2 separate regions of the Homo sapiens genome follow, and region 1 is linked to region 2. A link is an interaction called in ENCODE POLR2A ChIA-PET data of the cell type or tissue named here. Cell type or tissue: IMR-90. All regions are shown on one strand. Links, peaks and the distances in the headings refer to the core of each region. The heading gives the core; the rest is flanking DNA.

Region 1 (5,384 bases), core at 262-5,261, 200 kb before region 2:
ATAGAATAAATTAAAGGGGTGGAGGAAAAGATGCCATGATGACATTACTCAAAATAAATCTATAATAACCATATTAATTTCAGACAAAGCAGACTTCAGAACAAGAAAAATTGACAGGGATAAAGAGGGGCATTACATAGTGGTAAAGGGACCAGTTCTCAAAGAGGACTACCATACTTGACACGTATGCGTCTAACAAGAGAGAGTCAAAATGTGTGAGGCAAAAACTGATGGAACTGCAAGGAGAAACAGACAAATCCACTAACATAGCTGGAGATTTCAACATCCTCTTTCAGTGACTGACTGATAGATTCAGCAGGCAGAAAATCAATAAGCATAGAGTTGAACCGGATAGCAGCACTAAACAACTGGATCTAATAGAGATTTATAGAATGTTTCATCCAACAAAAGTAAAGTACACATTCCTATCAAGCTCACATGAACATTCAACAAGATAGACCACATTCCAGGCCATTAAGCAAACCTTAACAAATTTAGAAGAATAGAAATCATTCAAAGTATGTTCTCACCACAATGGAGTTAAATGAGGAATCAATAACATAAGACAGCTAGAAAATCTCAAAATATGTTTCTAAAAAATACATGGGCCAAAGAAGTTCAATAGAAATTTAAAAATAGTGTGAACTAAGTGAAAATTAAATAAAACATAAAAATTTGTGGGAGGCAGTGAAACTAGTGCTTAGAGAGAAATTTATAGCATTGAATGAATGTATTAGAAAAGGAGAAGATCTAAAACCAACAACCTAAGTTTCCACTATAGGAAACTAGAAAAAGAAAAAGAATAGCAAACTAAGTCCAAACTGAGATCTTTATAAATGAAGATGAAATGTTTCTGGACTGGAAGATGCAACATTGTTAAGATATCACTTCTCCTTAAATTGATCCATAGAATCAACATAGTAGAATCCCATCAGGATTTCTGGTAGAAATTGACAAGTTGATCCTAAAATTTATACGAAAATGCAAAAGACCTAGAATAGCCAAGACAATTTTATAAAAGGCGAAAAAAGTTGGATGATTTGCAATGCCCAAAACTTATTCTGTAATAAAGGCAATGTGGTATTGGCATAAAGACAAGCATACAGATTTTTTAAATGGAATTTAGAATCCAGAAACAAAAGCTTACATTTATGGTCCATTGATTTTTAATGAAGGACAAGACAATTCGATTTGGAAAGGATAGTCTGTTCCACAGTAGGGGCTTGGGTAGGGATATCTATATGAAATAAAATGAACTTAGACCCTTCTCTTACATTCTCCTTAAACTCAAAGGGGTCACAGTCTTAAGTAGAAGAGCTACAACTATAAAACTTTTAAATGAAAATATAGGAGAAAAATATTTTTGAGAAATCTTCTGCAAATCTTTATGACTCCAGAAGGATCCATAAAAGAAACAATTGGTAAATTGCACCTTATTAAATTTAAAAACCTTTGTGCTTCAAAAAATAACCCTAATAAAATTAAAAGACCAGCACAAACTGGGATGAAATATTTGCAAAACATATATCTAATAAAGGTCTAGTATCCAGAATATAAAAGGTAGCTTTACAATTCAGTAATTATAGTAATTTTAATTACAACTGATTAAAAAATGATAGAAGACTTGAATAAATATTTCACCAAAGAAGACATATTAATAGCAAATAAACACATGAAAAGGCACCCAGCATCATTAGTCATAAGGAAATGCAAACTAAAATCATAATGTGGGTTGGGCGCGGTGGCTCACGCCTGTAATCCCAGCACTTTGGGAGGTCAAGGCAGGTGGATCATGAGGTCAGGAGATCGAGACCATCCTGGCTAACATGGTGAAACCCCGTCTCTACTAAAAATACAAAAAATTAGCCGGGTGTGGTGGCAGGTGCCTGTAGTCCCAGCTACTCGGGAGGCTAAGGCAGGAGAATGGCATGAGCCCGGGAGGCGGAGCTTGCAGTGAGCTGAGATCGCACCACTGCACTCCAGCCTGGGGGACAGAACGAGACTCTATCTCAAAAAAAAAAACATAATGTGATACTCTTATATGCTCAGTAGAGTGCTATATTCAAAGACAGGTAATACTAAGTATTAGTGAGGGTGTGGAGAAACTGGAATGCTTGCATGTTCCTGGAAGAAATGAAAATGGTACAGCTACTTTGGAAAATTCTTTGGTTCTTTCTTAAGTTAAACAAAAACTTACCCAAGACTCAGTGGCTTCACTCTGAGGAATCTATCCAAGAGAAATGAAAACATCTCCATACAATGACTCATAATTGAATGTGCATAGCAGCATTATTTGTACTAGCCAAAACCTGGAAAAAATCCAAATGTCTACCAGTTGGTGAGTGGATAAACCCAATATGGTATACTCATTCAATGGAATACTACTCAGCAATACGAAGGAGTAAAATACTGGTACATATTACAACATGAATGAACCTAATAAAAAGTATGCCTAAAAAAGACAGATGTAGGCCAGGCGCAGTGGCTCACGCCTGTAATCTCAGCACTTTGGGAGGCTGAGGCAGGCGGATCACGAGGTCATGAGATCAAGACCATCCTGGCTAACACGGTGAACCCAGTCTCTACTAAAAAAAAATACCAAAAAATTAGCCAGGCGTGGTGGCGGGCGCCTGCAGTCCCAGCTACTCTGGAGGCTGAGGCAGGAGAATGGTGTAAATCCAGGAGGTGGGGCTTGCAGTGAGCCGAGATCGTGCCACTGCACTGCAGCCTGGGCGACAGAGCGAAACTCTGTCTCAAAAAAAAAAAAGGAAGAGAGATGCAAAGAGTATATATTAGATGATTTCGTTTATAGTAAGTGTCCAGAAGAGGCAAATTATAGAGACAGAAAGCAGATTAATGATTATCCTGGGGAGGTGGGGTAGAAGTTGGTTTGGGCTGCAAATGAGCTTAATAAAATGTTTAGGATTATGACAATGTAATAAAACTGGATTGTGATGATGGTCATACAACTCTATACCTTTATTAAAAATCATTAAGTTGTATACTTGCAATGGGTATAAGGTATATAAATGACACCTCAAAAAGGCTGTGAAAACAAAAAAAAACACACAAAAACAAGACAAAACAAAGCAACCTGACTCTCAATACTGACTCAGCAATGGAGGTGTGAACTCTGGACATGCAATGACCAGCTCCTCAACTGTGTAGGTGACATCTTGTTGTGACATAAATTTTCTCTCCTTCCTTCTGACCTACACTGATTGCATGTAGCCCCAGTCAAAGCCAACCCTGCTCGGGCCATGCCCTGTCTAGCTATCCAATGTCCCTGTGCACTCTCAGAGTTTGCTGCCAGGATCTCTGGGACAGTGTGCCAGGTTTCCAGCCACCTGCTCAGTACTTTTCAGCATCACTAAAATGGAGTTATTTTTGATACCAGTAATGGCAGAAATCCAACTAAAATGAATTTTTATCTACAATCTTGGCCTTTACCAAAAAAGAACTGAAACACTGCACACACATATTGCTATCCCCATTTTCCCAGCATATAGTACCTGAGGAGAGAATTCTGGATGACACTTTCTGCCCTACCAAGAATACCTACCAAAATTCTAAAACATATTTGCTGTCTGTCCCCTAGGCATGAGTGTGTGTGTTTTGAGAAAGCTAGGTGGAGGATGAGGGGTGAAGATGTAGTAATTTGGTGTTTGAGCTATTGAGTTTAATTGAGTGATACATCTGTGCAGAAACGGAATGTTGACGTCATCACTTCCTCTGCCAACTTTGTTTGCTGTTTTTGTTTTTTTAAACGAAATAGATTTCTTTGGGGCTGCAGCTGGCTGCCTCCAAAGAGGGATCAAACCAGCTCACTTCCTGCTCATGCTCTTCTCTTTTACTCGGGACCCAGTCACCAGCTGAGTTTTTCAGGATTCTAAAATTCCTTAACTACTCATTTCATGTTTCCTTAACTACTCATTATGTGATTCTCATTCATTTCCCAACAGATGTTTGTTGAGCTCCTATTAAGTGCAAAAGGCTGTCTTAGAGGCTGTGGGGGATACAGAGATTAAAAAGAATGACCCTGTCCTCAGAGAGTTTACAGTCTAACTAAAGCAGGAGGTAGGGAAGGTGAGTATACAATAACTAAGCTATAAGGTAAGGTGATAACAGACAGACAAACTGAGATATCAGAGTTTCGAGGAAGGAGAGAGGCCTTTTAGCTAGAACGATCAGGAAAGCCTTTCTGGAGAAGGCGTGATTTGAATCAGATCTTAGGGATGGATATAATTTTGATTGACAGATTGCAGGAATGTGAGAAATATAGATGGAAGGAAATAACATGTGCCTGGAGAAAGAAGTTTTTAGAAATGGAAACGCACAAGGTGAATTTGAGAGAAAAATAATATTATTTTGCTAAAATACAGAAATTGGATTGAGAAGCAGAAGCAGATAAGTCTATAAATACATGCTGGAGTAAATTATGTAGACACTGAATGCCAGTTATAACTTGGACTTATCTCCAGACAGCCAGTGTTAACCTTTCCTTGACTCAAAAGGCATTTAAATAATAGGGACACAGACTCAGGCTCTATCTTGGCAAGATCCATAAGTTACACATGGAGAACCTTCCAGTGTGATCACAAGAATATAAATGGTTGTACTGCATGACCTTTGGGCCCCATTCTGTCCTGAGACTAAAGTTTAGGGGCTGTGAACAGAAAATGAACTCTCTCTTTTGGTGTCCTGGGTGGCCAGAGCTATGTATGGGTTATGGGGGAAAGATCTGTCCACCTGCAGAGGTGCCAAGGGCGTGCCTTGCTTAGAAGGCAGTTTCTTTGGAAGCTTAGAGAATGAGGACAGCTTTTTGTACAATGCATGGTCCCTTCAGATGGGTGGTTCTGCTTAGTGTTTTAAATACTGGGTGGGCTGGTTCTGCTGTTAGCACAACGATAGACAAACAGGGGGTGTGCACCTGTGCTGCATTAGGATCTGTCTCATCACTGCTTACTCCGCTGTATAGACAAAGATTCTTAAGTAATACCCCATGAAGGAACAATGAAGCCCCCGGCAGACTGTCGGAAGACCTTGAGAAGGCTGACAAATATGCAAAATCTTTATCAGCTTTTCCTTCCCTAGACTACTTGGGCTGGCTGGTGCAATGAATACAAACACCCACTTGGGCCAAAAGTCCTTCAATGGAAGCAGAAAAGAAAAGAAGAGAGAGGTGTGTATTTCAGAAAGAAGAACACAGAGATGGGGATAAATATAATCAGTCAGACTTAAGACTGTCATTAAAAAAAAACAGACATATTTTGCTAAATGCAGTCATTTCTCCATAAATCCAAAGGCAGCAGTTGGAACAGCTCTGCAATGGAAAAGGATGAGGTTTGGTGCTGCCTGTGATAGTCAGAAATGTCAAATGAACT
Region 2 (5,384 bases), core at 203-5,202:
ACAGAAATATTTCCAGCGACAGCATCATCCATCAATCCCTGTCTGTGCAGAGTAGGAATGCACACATGTTCTTTTCCTGTCTTCACTGACTCCCGGGCAGAGCAAACTCAAAATATTCATGTTCACCTAACTCCCAGCTGCTCTATTGGTAGCAGTACCCCTTTCCATTTTTTATGACACTTTACATTATCCTCATTGATCCTCACAACAAGCTCTGTGAGGTGGGGGCTATTATCATCCCATCTTACCTATAAGAAAATTGCAGTTCAGAAAGGTGAAGTAACTTGTCCAAGGTCATCCTGTTCATAAATGGCAGACCTGGGACCTGAGCCCAAAGGGTCTGACTACAGAGATTGTGTTCTTATCACAATCTCGTACCATCTTTCCAGATGTGTGTGCACGTACCTGTGTATGGGTGTGTACACCCAAGTGCAAGGCTTGCGGTGGGAGAACAGGGAGTATAATTTCTTTCTAGGCCGGGCGCGGTGGCTCACGCCTGTAATCCCAGCACTTTGGGAGGCTGAGGTGGGCAGATCATGAGGTCAGGAGATTGAGACCATCCTGGCTAACACGGTGAAACCCCATCTCTACTAAAAATACAAAAAAAAAAAAAAATTAGTGGCGGGCTCCTGTAATCCCAGCTGCTCGGGAGGCTGGGGCAGGAGAATGGTATGAACCCGGGAGACAGAGCTTGCAGTGAGCCGAGATCGTGCCACTGCACTCCAGCCTGGGCAACAGAGGAGACTCTGTCTCAAAAGAAAAAAAAAATTATTTCTGACCACTCAAACACTTTGAGGGAAAAGTCAACATCTAAGAGGTATTGTATTGCTCTTGCTTATCAACATAATAACCATTTTTATTAATGCTCGTGTTTATAAAATACTCATTATTTTTGAATTTTTTTTTTATTCCAGAAATGAAGACTGGAGAAGCAATGGGACACACAGGCAATGGGGCTAGGCATTGGTTGTCCCCATTCATTCATGCAGCAAATGGCCATTGCGTCCCCTTCCTGTGCTAAACCTGTGCAGGTGCTGCCGGACTTCCTGGACATAAGACCCTGTCCGGGCACTCACCACCATCATGCTTGAGGCCCTGCCCTGGTGTCAGTCTTTCCACGATGCTGACTGGCAGTGTGTCGGGACAGTCCCCAGGCAGGCCTCCCGGATACCTGTCTAGATTATCTCTGTGGTGGATGTAGCCTTTGCCCCAGCATTCACCAGTGACAAGAGAAGAATGTACTTTCATTCTTCCCAGGCTCTACCTGGGTGTGGTGGATGCTGCTGTCACTAGAAGGCTACTGTAAATAAAGCCTGCTTAATCTCCTTAGCCGGATGGCTGTGTCAGCCGGGTTGGAGCCGCCAGAAAAGCAGCCCATGCTTTAGATTCCCCAAATTGTTAGAGGCCGTGGGTGAGCCACAGCAGATCCCCCTGCACGGAAAAGCCTGCATTGGCTTGCCTGCTGATCAGGGTGTGCTCTGTGGGGCTTCTTCACCAACACAGAGAGTCTGAGCAAATTCCCAGGACACCAGGTGAGTGGGCAGCTTCCAGTGTTATGGCATCCACATTCTTCAATCCACTTATTCCTGGATGGGACTGTCCCTTAGAAGAAAATGGGTCCAAATATTTGCAATTGGGCCCCAGGAAAATGCAAGACTTAATGTTACCACCAACCTAGATCTCCTACGAGTTTACTGTTTAATGTTGATTAATTGCCCATTTTATCAAGCATCCCGTAGTTTCCATATATAGCGACTATCCTATGCATATCAGTTAGCCATACCACAATGGTGCTATGAGAACAGCCACCCCAACATTCAACAGCATACAACTATAAGCATTTCCTCCTAGCTCAGGTATCAACCAGTGGGTCATCCAGGGGTTGGCTGACCCAGGGTAGGCTCAGCTGGGCTTGGCTGCAAGCTATGGATTGGTTTCTGGTCTGCTCTATGTCTCATCCTGCTGGGGCTACAGGCTTCCCAGGGAAAATTCATCCCAGAGCAAAGGATGGGTGCACAAGAGGGCAAGACCCGCCAGCTGAGCATATTGAAAATTTTGCTCTTGTCCTTTCTTCTCACAGATTGTTGTCCAAAGAAAGTCCTATGCCAGACCCAAAGCCCAGGGCAGGGCAGTACACGCTGCCCACCAGCAGGCCATGGCAAAGGTGTTTATGCACATCACTGTGGGAGACTGAAGAACGGGTACCAGGGATCAATCGGCCACCATGTAAAGTCTGAGAGAAAGATGCCCCAGCTATTCTTAAGACTTTCAAAATAGGCTTCCAGTTCATTAAAAAGGTGTCATGATATTCTTTTCAAAATTCTTCCAAATTCCTTTCATTTCAAATGCAAATAAATTTGGCTGTGCAATATTTTCAGAAAAGAGAAGGGAGGAGATGGCACACATTGCAAAATCAAAAAGGCAGGGTCACCCAGCTTCGAAGGGAAAGCAGGACATGTGAATGGAGAGCTGTGTTTTAGTCATGCTACAAAGGCAAGTCTTTGAGACTAAGCTCAAGCTCATTTCTAAATCTCCTGGTCTCATCTTGAGTAAGTAAAACCATAGTTAGGGCAGGTTGCTAGCTCCCTTCCTCCCACCCACCTTTCCCCCATGGCCCGACTTCATCTATAAGATTATTCAGGGACTTTTCAAGTCACTTGATATCAAGAAGTGAAGCAGCTTGCATTCTTTCCTTGCGTGGTACTGTTATTAAAAGTTTAGTGCCGGCTGGTGCAGTGACTCACGTCTGTAATCCCAGCACTTTGGGAGGCCGAGGCAGGCAGATCGGAGGTCAAGAGATTGAGACCCATTTCTGGCCAACATGGTGAAACCCTGTATCTATTAAAAATACAAAAGTTAGCTGGGTGTTGTGGCAGGTGCCTGTAATCCCAGCTACTCAGGAGGCTAAGGCAAGAGAATGGCTTGAACCCGGGAGGTGGAAGTTGCAGTAAACCGAGATCACACCACTGCACTCCAGCCTGGCCACAGAGCGAGACTCCGTCTCAAAAAGAAAAAAAAAAGTGTAGTGCCCTGTGTTCTGTGTTTGAACTAGCTCTCTGTCTGTCAAATTGGACTAACTTCAGTCCAGGGGAATGTCAGGTAAACAGAGGAAAGCAATGGCAGTGTACTCATAATAAAATAAAGAAACAAAAGGTGAAAAAGGCACATTGGAATTCTTGAGGAAGGACCCCATTTTTTTTTTTTTTTTTTTTTTTTGAGACGGAGTCTCACTCTGTCGCCAGGCTGGAGTGCAGTGGCGCGATCTTGGCTTACTGCAAGCTCTACCTCCCAGGTTCAAGCGATTCTACTGCCTCAGCCTCCTGAGTACCTGGGACTACAGGTGCCCGCCACCACGCCCAGCTAATTTTTGTATTTTTAGTAGAGATGGGGTTTCACCGTGTTTGCCAGGATGGTCTTGATCTCTTGACCTCGTGATCCGCCCACCTTGGCCTCCCAAAGTGCTGGGAGTACAGGTGTGAGCCACCGCGCCCGGCCAGGACCCCATTCTTGTCAGGGAATGCATTCTCTTTTTAAGACTGTTTTGCCATTGTCAGTGGTAATTAATCTCAATTATTCTTTTTAAAAATATCTTATGAGGAACATGCACAGTAATTATGCATTTGTAAAAGTCCAGAAGGAGAAGCACTGAAAACGGTAAGGGTATTATTTCTGTGTCATGGAATCATAATGCGGTTTTCTTTTTTATTCTATTTTTACATTCTGTTTTTTTCTCTACTGATCATGTGTTAATTATATAATTTCTTAAAAGCTTAAAAAAAGGAAAAGGGACAAATTTAAATTTTGTCTTTTCTGGAAACGGCCGGTAAAGGGGAAAGTGTGTTTATGATATGCCACAAACATATTCTGCAGACACTGGTTCTCCATGGGGTGAATGATATCTATGCTAGTGGCAACGGGATCCATGATAAATAAACTTGGAAAGAATTGCCTTAGACAAAATTATAACTTAAAAAACACATACAACTGGGAGAGTTATTAGAGTTAATATCCTAAAAAGAGGGTAAATAGCATTCCCAAACACAGGGACCACCGATTCCTTTTTTCAAGAAGGAGAACTCTAGACTAGTGTTCCTTGGGAATTGCTGTTCTAGGCCATGAGTGCCAAGGCAAAAATTCTGCTGAAATAAACCCAAGTAAGTGAGGTAGGCGAACTGGGCTGTTGCCAGCCAGGATACCTAAGGAAGTCTGCATTGCCTCTTCCGGCTTTGTGGATCCCCCACAACCTCTCCCATCTTCTTCATCCTGTGTACTCTCCCCTCTGTCCTCACAAAGCTGTGGGAAGCAAGCTGGCAATAGCTGGACTTGTGCAGAATCCTCCCTCTAAGCTAGACGCTGCTCACCTGATATGAGCTGAATAGCATCCCCCAAAATTCGTATGTTGAAGTCCTGACTCCCAATGTGATTGTATTTGGAGATGGGACCTTTGAGAGATGATTAGGTTTAGATGAGGTCATGAAGGTGGGGCCTCAGGATAGGATTAGTGCCCTTAAAGGAAGAGACACCAGCGAGCTTTCTCCTTCTCTCCACCCTTCATGTGAGGATACAATGAGGAGTTGGCTGCCTGTAACCCAAGGAGAGAAGCCTCACCAGACCCTGACACTGCTGGCACCTTGATCTTGGACTTCTAGGCTCCAAAACTGTGAGAAATAAACGTCTGTTGTATAAGCCACCCAATCAATGGTATTTTATTGTGGTAGCCCCAGCTAACCAACACATCATCTATGTTCTCGGCAGCCTGCGCTGTCCTTTTGCGTAATGCACAGCATATCATTCATCCATTCAGTCTGTCATTCTTTCAAAGGATGTGTGCCTTATATGAGTCAGGCCAGGGACAAAGTGGTGAGAAAAAAAAAACACTGTCTAGAAAATTTATAAAAGACAATGAATCAATAAGATTAGTCATGAGTAGATAGTTGTTAAAACTGGGCAATGGACACATGGAGTTATTTTTACTATTTACCCTACTTTTGCAAATGTTTGAAAATTTCCATAATAAATGGTTTTTTTTTTTTTTAAAGTAAATACAAGAATCACACAACTAAATGCACCATTACAACTTTGGCACGTATTCTGCGGAAGAGATCGATGGTGCCGTAAGGTTACATAATGGGGAGAATCACTGTAAGGGATGGTGTGCTCAGATGATGCAATGAATGAGCTGATTTTTATTTTTATTTTTTATTTTTTGAGATGGAGTCTCGCTCTGTCACCAGGCTGGAGTGCAGTGGTGTGATCTTGGCTCACTGCAACCTCTGACTCCCTGGTTCAAGCGATTCTCCTGCCTCAGCCTCCCAAGTAGCTGGGATTACAGGCACAAGCCACCACTCCCAGATAATTTTTGTATTTTTAGTAGAGATGGGGTT

What was found. ChIA-PET counts read pairs that join two places held together with the same protein. Peaks named below come from ENCODE experiments on the same cell type or tissue, not always from the same donor. Only the 100,000 strongest peaks of a DNase experiment are listed, where the experiment ranks them.
Region 1: POLR2A ChIA-PET joins it to region 2 with 5 read pairs; 2 of 35 experiments call an interaction of 5 or more read pairs at or near these places.

Annotation. Positions count from the first base shown.
Region 1 is chr12:3,768,813-3,774,196 of GRCh38, forward strand. No RefSeq gene overlaps it. Among named protein-coding and RNA genes, the nearest start is that of CRACR2A, 18 kb to the left of the region's middle. In IMR-90, for the core only: no CTCF peak of the experiment used is centred there; a DNase peak (open chromatin) is centred at 2,289.
Region 2 is chr12:3,966,658-3,972,041 of GRCh38, forward strand. No RefSeq gene overlaps it. Among named protein-coding and RNA genes, the nearest start is that of LINC03141, 43 kb to the right of the region's middle. In IMR-90, for the core only: no CTCF peak of the experiment used is centred there; no DNase peak of the experiment used is centred there.